Regions from separate parts of the Homo sapiens genome. Here region 2 is linked to region 1. Evidence: chromatin loops called from intact Hi-C (ENCODE). Cell type or tissue: PC-3. All regions are shown on one strand. Each heading gives the region's core, and the rest is flanking DNA. Links, peaks and the distances in the headings are about the cores only. Region 1 has its middle 17 kb from the start of RAI2. Region 2 has its middle 70 kb from the start of RAI2.

Region 1 (5,385 bases), core at 64-5,063:
ATTATTTTTTATAACTTGTATTTCTTTTCTGAGGTTTTTTCTACTTTTTCACTTATTTAAAAAGAATTCATTGTTATTCATTTGAAGTTATTTATTATGCTTGCCTTAAATTCCTTGTCAGATAATTCTAGCATCCTATTTATCTTTTTGTTGCCATGCCTGGATTGTCTTTTTTCATTCAAGTTGTGATTTCCCTGGCTCTTGATATGGTGAGTGACTTTTTATTGTATCCTGGACATTTTTTGCTTTTATCTTAGGAGATTCTAGGTCCTATTTAAAGAAACCAGTTTAGGTTTAGCATACAGATCCTGATCTACTTTTTTGGACTGTGGTTTCAATGACAGTTTAATTTTCAGAGCCTTTTCAGTGCTTCTTGGTATGCTTGATTTAGCTGGTGCTGCTGGGACTTCCACTGGTTCCTGGTGGTGCTGCCTGAAAGGATCAAAAGGGTTTCCCAGTGCAGGGCCACCTGGTGTCTCAAGATGGAAGAAAGGAATCTCTAGCCCATAAGGATAAAGAATGCTTCCTAGGAATAAGCAGCCTATTGTGTGTGGCAGAACCATCTTGCCAATGCCAGCCTGCCACCCAGTGTCTCTCAGTAGAAGTGGGTGTGTCTCAGGTCTTGCAGGGGAAGATAGAATTTGCCTTAGCTGCTTACTTTTAGCAGGGCTCCTGATCTATCCTTCTTACCAGCACTGTAGGCTCACTGGGCATTATCAGTAGGACTGCCATTCATTCTGGTGGAGAAATCAGCCTACCTGCACTACCTCGTGTTGCCAGGTTGAGGGCTTGGAAATGCCAGGCCAGGGTTGCCTTCTTCTGCTGGGTAGGGGGATATAAGACACTCTGCTGCTGTGTTGTTCCTTCAGTACTGGAATCCCAAACCAGCTCACCTTCCTCTTATCACCTTTCATAGTGTTCTTTTGTTTGCCTTTTGAGTTTTTTCTAAGGTTTATAGTTGTACTTAGCAGGTAGGAGCAGAGAGAAACAGGTCTAAGCCATCTTGTCCAGACCAAAACTTCATTTTAATTGTTAATTTCTTGTTTTACAACTAGAGAAAAATTCAAGAAAATGATTATTATGATTATTATATGATCAATACTAAAAATACGTTTGGCATAGAAAGCAAGCACATTTTTGGAAATGATCTGCTGCAGGTGTCAAATATATTAGCTATGCCACCAAGAGTGGGCAAAGTAAAAGGAGAGATTAGAAAGACTGTGAAGAATGGCCTTGAAGCCAAGGGTGGAAAGAGTGTTAAGAAGTTGAGAAGGTTTATTATATTTGTTTTATGATGGGATTAGAAACCAGAGTATCTGGAGCATTAGGTTGCTTGCCCAAAATTGCTAGGGCATTTGAGTGCAGGATGGTTGCAGAATTCAGGATTATGACATTCCAAGACCATGGTAACAGCACACTGTTTCCCAGAGCACTGCTTTCAAACTCCAAACACAACATTTGCTAGAAGATATACTGCAACAGTGAAGTTAACCTTTTGCTTATCTGGCAAATGAACAAAAAGTTTCAATAGAAGCAAATGTTTACTAAATTCGACTAGTATTAAATGTCTGTTATTAATTATGTCTTAATCATGCTGCCTGGATGGGACTTAATTAATGTTCATGAATTCATTTTGAGATAATAATTAGCAAGTGGAGTGCTTGCTCTTAGAAGAAGAATATTAAATTATTATTGGCATTTGGATAAGTTTGTGAAACCATTATTTATGTCTTTTTTTAAGCTTCTGACTTCTAGAATTTATCTACAACAATTTCGAATAAGTCGCATTTCTCTAAGTTTCATTTGCCCATGTTTCACTTCCACCTAAGTTAAACATTTGCTCTCAATAGTATATACAGGATTTCAGATAAAAGCTGACCACTTTCTGATTAAATGTGTTTGAGTCTTTCATTTGATTTTTAAAATTTGACCCTGAAAAAAATATATGAAATGGATTTAAAATTTTTAAGGAAACATCTTTTTTAAAAAACTCAAAACAAGATACCTCTTCCCACCCAGGAAAACAACCCTTCAGGAAAACTGTCCCAAGTGAGGCCAAACTGCAGATAGCGTCCTGGATGAAAATATCTGCTTTGCTACCCAGTCCAAAAGGTCTATGCGTTTTGTTGATTGGACTGTGGTTATTTGTTATGTTGAGACATGGGAAACTACTCTCTGGGAATAGATTACGATATCTTTGGAAAGTCTGTTAACATTTTCAAGACATTGGGTTGCCATCTCCCCCATGCCCCAAATTTGTCCAACACATTAAATGGTTTCCCAGCATCCTGAAAATGTGAATCAAGCTTCCACAGGTGTCTGTCTTGCAGTTAGCTTATGCTTCTGCCTGAGGTGTAACTGGTTTCAGTGGTCTTAGCTTCCTTTTGCATGTCTCATGATATTCATAGTAAAAGTTATGATGCTTTGGTAATTTGAGATCTCACCTCACAGCTGAGCTATTAAATCATGACTGTTTGAGGAGGTGAGATGCCAAGGATTTGGGTGGGAATGATCAGGTTTCTAAATTATGGGAGCAATAAATTGTTAGTATAAATTATTACTCAATGTGCAAGAATCTAAGGGTCATGTCCACAAAATATCATTCATGTGATGTACAAATGATTCACCAAAGGGAGTGATGCACGTACAGGGAAGGCTCTAACATCTATAATTCTGCAACTCAGGAGAGCAAGAAGCAAGTCTGCCCTTGCAAACCTGCTTAGAAGAAGCACTATCATTATTAGTTCACCTCCTTATTTGTTCCTGTATATCATATCATCAACTGGTGCTTTAGAGTACTTCCTTGTACCAAATACGGCCCTATAAGAAGTGAACAGGTTAAAGTGTCATTGTAATTTTTTATCTGCAATGTGGCCAGCTCTTTAGTGCCAAAGTGGAGGAATGATTACTTGATATTAAATAATCATTTACTTATTTGATAGTAGAAGAACCCAAATTATTATTTGTAACCCAAATGTTTTCTTGGGGATATGAGTGAAATCAAATTAATCCAAACTTCCTGGCTTTTAACTCTATTTACTTATTCAGGGTCACCAGTTTTCTGGAAAAGTCCCCCCTTTCCCAATTGAGTATTCCTGGATATCCCCAGCAGGAATTCACAGGGAGCTCATGAATCAGTATGGCAGCTACAGGTCCCACACATCCATTATCAAAATTTCCTTCTCTTCCTGAATAGGCTTCCCCTCGTCAGTGTTATCTGCTCAGAAGTACAGTGAAAGCCTCTTCCCAGTGCTGCTGCTGATGGTGAGAATTCCAGCTTCCCCACCAAGTACATTCTCTTGCCATGCTCTCTAAATAGTCCATGATGCAGTAGCAGACAGCATTCTGTTTTGGACAACAGTTCAGAGATTGTCTCTATTCTCTACTGTGTGATATTCTTTGTCATCCCAGCCCCCAAGACAAAAATACTTGTATTCAGTCTCACCAGAGTATCTCATAGAATGTCTCCTTCCATGTTAGAGCTCAATATCTTTTTCCACTGGGGATCAAAACCATGCCATGAAACCAGGCAAGAACAAAAATCTTGCCTTCTCCTTTCTTGTCCTCACTTCTAATTTCTCCAGCCTTCTCTACCTCCACACTTAATGCATCTAATTCCTCTTTCTTCCTTCAGACACCAAAGACCTCAAGGACTCAAGGACATCAATTCACGGAAATACTGCCCATCCTACCACAAACCCTCAACCTCCAGTTGTAAGTGATTCTCTGTGAGCTCTTTATTGGCCTCAGTCGTCCACTTGGCTTTGGTTGCTTAGATATGGCCTTAGATTCTCTAGAGCAGTGGCCTCCAAAGTGGAGTGATCATACACCAAGGGTGAATGAGATAATATACTGGGGTACACAGAGCAAATGTTAGAATGATTAGATAGATAGATAGATAGATTCAGTTTGACTACCATTTAATATATAGATTGCTACCAGTGAGCTTCCTCTGTCTATATGAGCAGGTCATATGTCCCATGTGCTTTTAGAGGTATTCTGGGGAAGGATGGAATGTTCCACACTGAGAAGGGTTGACAGCGGAGCCCTCATGTGATCACTTCTTTCAGTGTATTGCAAAGTATTGCAGTTTACATGTTCCTGGTGAGGTAGCATTACAAAGTATATTAGCCAGTTGTAACTAAAAACCCTCTCACAATAGGTATGTAACTTTAAAAAGTCCTTGGCCGGGCGCGGTGGCTACGTCTTTGGGAGGCCGAGACAGGCGGATCACGAGGTCAGGAGGTCAAGACCATCCTGGTTAACACGGTGAAACCCCGTCTCTACTAAAAATACAAAAAAAATTAGCCGGGCGTAGTGGCGGGCGCCTGTAGTCCCACCTACTTGGGAGGCTGAGGCAGGAGAATGGCGTGAACCCGGGAGGCGGAGCTTGCAGTGAGCCGAGATCGTGCCACTGCACTCCAGCCTGGGCGACTGAGCGAGACTCCGTCTCAAAAAAAAAAAAAAAAAAAAATTCTTGCAAAGAAACCATAGATCAACATACTACTATTCATTCAAGCTTACAAAATCAGAAGAAAATGGCAGCACTGCCAATTCTCTTACCCTAGTTGTAGCTCAGCACCAACCACATTACATAAAATAATGACATTATAATCAGATTACTTAAAAATAGAGAGCATCAAGGAGACCATTTAAAATGTTATTAACTATTATCTTAGTTTGCCCCACTCCAACAAAACAGACCCCAAGACAAAGATTTAGATAGAAGTATCCTATTTGGGAGGTGATTCCAGGAAGCACAGTAAGGGAGTAGGAAAGTGACATACAAAGGCAAGAAAGCCAATAAAGGATATGTTGATGATTGGGTTACTACATGGGGCACCAGGGACTCTATCCTGCTGAGGACCCTCTGAGAGACTGTTTGGGACTGAATTATCCCTCTGTATTAGTCTGTTCTCATGCTGCTAATACAGACATATCCAAGACTGGGTAATTTATAAAGAAAAAGAGATTTAATGGACTCACAGTTCCACATGGCTGGGGAGTCCTCACAATCATGGTGGAAGGTGAAGGAGGAACAAAGTCACGTCTTACATGGTGGCAGGCAAGAGAGCTTTTGCAGGGGAACTCCCATTTATAAAACCATCAGACCTCTTGAGACTTATTCACTACTATGAGAACAGTATGGGGAAACCACCCTCATGATTCAATTATCTCCACCTGGCCCTTCCCTTGACACATGGGGATTATTACAATTCAAGATGCAATTTGTGTGGGGACACTGCCAAACCATATCACCCTCTGAGGTGCAAGGAAGTTGGGGCATTTATCTACTGACTCCCATCCCTCATTGGTTGAGAGTCATTCCTGGGGTGTTGGGGCCCTAGTACTGCAGGCCTCGTACATGCTAGTCACACTAGTATG
Region 2 (5,385 bases), core at 95-5,094, 53 kb after region 1:
ATGACTCTGGTCTACCAATCAAAGAAGAAATATAGGTGTATGGATTTTCTATATTAACATGAGTGCTGCTTAGCACAGATTCTTAACACCGCAGTGGCACATGACATAAAGCACGGATTCAATTTGTGTCTCTGAGGGTGGACGAGGGTCTCTGCCCATCTCCTCTGGGCTTGCTTTGCATCTGTGGGTCGGCTCAACTAGGTTGGGCCTAGCTAGGTGGCTCCACTTCAGGGTACAGTGGCTGTGGAGGCTCTGCTCTATGTGCCCCTGGTTTTCCTCTTAGGATCAGCCGACTAGCCGGCACGGGTTCTTCTCATCACAGTGGCAGAGGCACAGAACATGAAGGAGAAGTACCGAAGGCCTCTTAAGGCCTAGGCTCAGAATGGACACATTGGCAATTCTGCCCTCATTCTATTGGACAACACAGATCACATAGCCAAACCCAAAGTCAAAAGTAGAGGAATACATTTCACTCCTTTGGTAAGAGACACACACATGCCAAAAGATACGGAGGGGTGAATTGCATGTTTCCCACACTAGCAAAGTCTTGCCCTCCTTATGTTTAGCAAAACCAGGGCTGAATAGCATTCAGCACTCTCTTTTCTAGTTTCTGACAAGCAACTGGCTTGTCCCAGAATCTGGCAAGGTTTGATTAATCTCTCAATCCTGCGTTTGCCAAATCTACTTTCTTCACCCTTTCAAAATTCAGAATAATGATTCTCCATTTTAAAACTTCAGAAGATAGTCAATAGGTCTGTGATTTAGTTTGCAAATTCTCTTGTTTCTCTAAGATCCCATTTTATTAGCCCCAAAGGGTCTATCTTTCAAATTTTTATTTATTTAATCAAAGTTTCCTTTACCCTATTCATTACAAGGACGACTGTACTCGACACAAAGGCAGTGGAATATGCAACAGATATTTACTTCTCATAACAGTCTTCATAGTAGGAATTGCTCACCTGGCCTACATTGAACTTGCAGGCATCTCAGAGAAAGGCAGAGGAGCATGTTCTGGTAGGAACAAAACCTTAGTTATCTACCCAGTCAGCAAAGAAACATCATTATTTTCCAGTATCAAATATTTTATCTATAAGTAAAAAATAGTGCAAATTTTTCAAATTTGGAATTCAAAGTTAAGATAAAGTCAATTTCATGTTTGATGGTGATCTATAACAGGCATTCTATAGCTGTTGGCTATGTACATATTATGCAATATTTTGAAATAGTCTTCCATCATCCTTTAAAACGAAGTCATTATAGGCACTGTTCATATTATTATTATCATGGGTGTTGAAAAAATGTTTAATTCTTAAAAGCTGTGCATGCTGTTCCTAGGTCAGGTAGTTTCAATTTCATATTGAAAATGGCATTAATAAACAAGAACAAATCTTATTCACTGATCTCCTTGGAATGATGCCTCCATCTTTTATCTGTACAGAGGTCTTCAGGGAAATGAATAATGTTTGAGGTTAGCATGACCTGGGCAGCTAGGAGATCCAAAAGACTCAAGATATGAAATACAGTTACTAACTCTTGTTCTTCTGTAGACCATTCACGAGTTTCCATCACAGCTTGCCCAGTCTTTGTGTGAATGAGGAAAAGGCACCTTTTGGGGGTATCTGCTCTGACTTAGGAAGAAGCGCTTGGATTTCAGCGTCCCCTAACCTCCTCACTGGGTGACCCTGTGAGGGGCTCAGCCTGAACAACCCTGAAAAGAAGGGTGAAACTGTTGGTGGCCCCTCTGGCAGGAGAGGGAGAAAGCAGGGAGAAGAAACAGTAGGCAGGGCGCAGAAGGCTCGTGGCAAAGGAAAGAGGCTGGGAGGGGAGAAAGGGAGAGAAGCAGAGGAGATATGTAGGTCACTGGTAGTGTTAATGATGATAGCAATAATAATCATCTCGAACATCAGTCAGATCTTTATTAAGCATCCAGCATTCTGATGCTTCACATGTATGAACCCATCAATCCTCTTAAAAACTCAGAAAGATGAGTACTGTTATTATCTCATTTTACAGATGGAGAAACTGGAGCACAGAGAGGTGGAGAAACATGCCCAATGTCACAAAGCTATTAAGTGGCATAACCAGGATGTGAGTCAGGCCATCTGATGCTCCCTCTTAAGCATGTGAAGTGATCACTGCAGAACACATAATGTGCCACCCACACTGTCACGACATTCCAGCTATTATTATTGGTGTACGTGCAGCACACACACACATAAATACACAAACACACAAACACACACACACCATGGACAGGAAGCAAATTACCATTGCCATTGCCATTACTATGTGCACATAAATGAATTGGCCTCGGGTGCCTCTCTTTATGCTTATTTGAAAACAGTATTTTGATGAAATGGACATGTCACCAATGCCCATACTTAGGGTGACCAACTCGTCCTAGTTTGCCTAGTATTTCAGCAGTTTTGGCACCAAAAGTCACCCGTGTCCAGGGAAACCCCTCATTCCTGGGCAATCAGAACAGTTGGTCACACTACCCATACTAATATCAAGAACCAAATGTATGTTTTGTTATTTCTTCCCACTGAATACACAAGGGGGCATTGTAACCATTCAGTCATGCATTCCTCAAACATTTATTGAGCGCCTAATCAGAGGTGTGATTGCTGCCCAAGAACCTAGCTCTGAGGATGGTGCAGGGTGACAGGAGAGTGAGAAACCTTCTGTGATTCTCGCATCAGGAAGAATAAGCCATGTATTCAAGGGAACAAACACACTCAGAGCCCTTACTATGTGCCAAGCACTGTCATGAGCACCCTTACACTTTACCTTATTTGTTCCTCAGAAACACCCTATGCAATAGTTAGTTACAATTAGCATCCTTGTTTGAAAAAAACAGAGGCAAAGAGCGGTTAAGTACCTCACCTGACATCATGCAGCTGGCAAGTGGCACAAAGCAGTGTTTGAACCCAGGCAAGCCCTCATTGCTCCACCACTCATGCCTCTAACTGCTATGCCATGCTACACTGGGACAAAAAAGGACCCAAACCCCATCAAGGACCTAAGCCGCATCTGGATGGCCTCAGTTTCTTTAGCCCTGCTCAGGGGTTCTTCCCCAGCCCAGTGGTTCTCAACCCTGGATGCACATTAAAATCCCCTGGAGAGGTTAAAAAATAATACTGATTTCTCAAGGCCCCAGTTGCAGACATTTTGATTTGATTCAGCTGCTTTGGCTGGGCATCAGGATTTTTAAAAGCTCCTTGTGAGAATCTAATGTGCAGGTGGGCCTAAGAACCTAGATGGCTAGACCCTACTGTTAGCGAACTGGGCTACCCAGAAACCTCTAATCCATTGCTTCCCAAATGTTAATGTGCAGCTCCATCAGCTGAGGACTGAATTAAAATGCAGATTCTGATTCGGTAGGTTCGGGACAGGGAGGACCTAGAAGGCAGTGCTTCTAACAAGCTCCCGGGGGATGTTGATGCTGCTGGTCAGCACGCTTCAAGTGGCAAAGATTTTAAACCAAAGTGTGGTCCTTACACCAGAAGCCTCAGTATTTCCTGCTTGTTAGAAATGCAGGCTCTCAGGCGCCACCCCAGAATCTGCATTTTAATGCGTATTTGACTTGGGGAAGCACTGCTCAAATCCTGAGCTCCCCTGCAGGTGCTGGGGTTGAATTACAAATATGCCAAAGTATTGCCTCCCCTCTTAGGAACTTGCACAGTGAACCCCGGGGCCCAGCTGTAAGCAGCCTCATTGACTCCATGTGTGTACAAATATAAGTTTCAGTGTCGGTAGCCATGGAGAAAAGGTTGGGAAGTCCTGCTCTAATAGTCTTACTGCCACCTTCTCTCATGGCCCCAGCAAGCCTTTGCTCACCCTGTTTCTCCCACCCGGGCAGCCTTTGACGGGCCTCACCCGATTCCTGAAGGTCCAGCTCATGTCCTAATTCCTCCTCCATGGAACCATTCCCATTTTCACATGGCCATTTCAACCCCATGGACTTTTCCTTCACATAAACACATAATGGCACCTCCTATGTGCTAGGCACTGTTTTAAGCCCATAAAATTATTAATTCATTTAATGCCCACTTTACAGCTCAGGAAAACTGAGGCACTGAGCAGTGGGGTAAGTTGCTCAAGGTCACACAGCTAATAAGTGGCAGTGTCAAGATTCAAACAAATCCAGGTAATCTGGCTTCAGAATCACTACACAGACCCCTTCTCACTTAGAGAAGAATTTGCAAATAATACAGAGTGTGGACAGTGAAAGAAGATATATCAGTTTCCCATGGCTGCCATAAGGAAGGACTACAGACTGGGTGGCTTAAAACACAGAAATTTATTGTCTCACAGTTCCAGAGGCCAGAAGTCTGAAATCAAAGTGACAGCAGGGCCATGTGCCTTCTGAAGGCTCTAGGGAAGAATCCTTCTTTGCCTCTTCCTGGTGTCTGATGCTTGCCAGCGATTGTTGGAGTTCCTTAGCTTGTAGATGCATCACCCCAATCTCTGCCTCCATCATCACATGACCTTCTTCTCTGTGTGTCTCTGCATCTTCTCCTCTCCTTATAGGGGCAGCAATCATTGGATTATGGCCTGTTCTAATCCAGTATGGCCTTATCTTAACTAATTATATCTGCAAAGACTCAATTTCCAAATAAGGTCACATTTCGAGGCTCGAGGTGGACATGAATTTCTTTTGAAAGGGACACTGTTTAACTCAGTACCGAAGAGCCCAAAGATTGTTTCAGGGCAGAAAATGTCTCTTTTAAATGCTGAGCTCCTCTCTGTCTCAAAATAATGCTAAGGCCTTAGGACCTGTGACTGATACCCTCCAGTTTCGGCTGAAGAGCAACCCATAGAGCAGCCGTAAGCTTTGAACAACAGACCCAAATGTCTTCAGTGCCCAAATGACCATTTTCTACTTCTTCCCAGTGTTCAACATCTGATAGTGCTTGCGGGTTCTCCCCAGAATAAGTCAATCACATTGATTTTACGTGTACAACACATACGATCAAAACAGCCACTTTTTTTTTTTTTTTTTAAGACACAGGGTCTCTCTCTGTTGTTCAGGCTGGAGTGCAATGGTACGATCATAGCTCGCTGTAGCCTCAAACTCCTGGGCTCAAAGTGATTGTCCCACCTCAGCCTCCCAAATCACTGGGATTACAGGCATATGCCACCACACCTGGCCAAAATGGCCACTTTTGAAGGTTTTGCAGGCGGCAGGTGCAAGATGAAATGATGGTTGTTGGAGTGGTCAAGCAGTATCCAGGCCACTGTCTAGTGGGGAAGCAACTTATGATCCATAGGAGCAGCCTGTGGCAATACTGTGGTGTGATGGAGGTCTTTTGGGAGGACTACTTGGATGTCAGCAATTCTCAATGAAAGATCCAAGTCCTGCCTTTGATAAGCTAAGAAAGA

What was found. Peaks named below come from ENCODE experiments on the same cell type or tissue, not always from the same donor. Only the 100,000 strongest peaks of a DNase experiment are listed, where the experiment ranks them.
Region 2: it touches region 1 in a loop (7-fold over the local background); 2 of 110 quality-filtered maps call a loop at or near these places.

The regions. Positions count from the first base shown.
Region 1 is chrX:17,875,824-17,881,208 of GRCh38, forward strand. No RefSeq gene overlaps it. Among named protein-coding and RNA genes, the nearest start is that of RAI2, 17 kb to the left of the region's middle. In PC-3, for the core only: a CTCF peak has its summit at 546; a DNase peak (open chromatin) is centred at 2,538; H3K27ac peaks cover 1,877 bases.
Region 2 is chrX:17,928,471-17,933,855 of GRCh38, forward strand. No RefSeq gene overlaps it. Among named protein-coding and RNA genes, the nearest start is that of RAI2, 70 kb to the left of the region's middle. In PC-3, for the core only: a CTCF peak has its summit at 2,560; no DNase peak of the experiment used is centred there.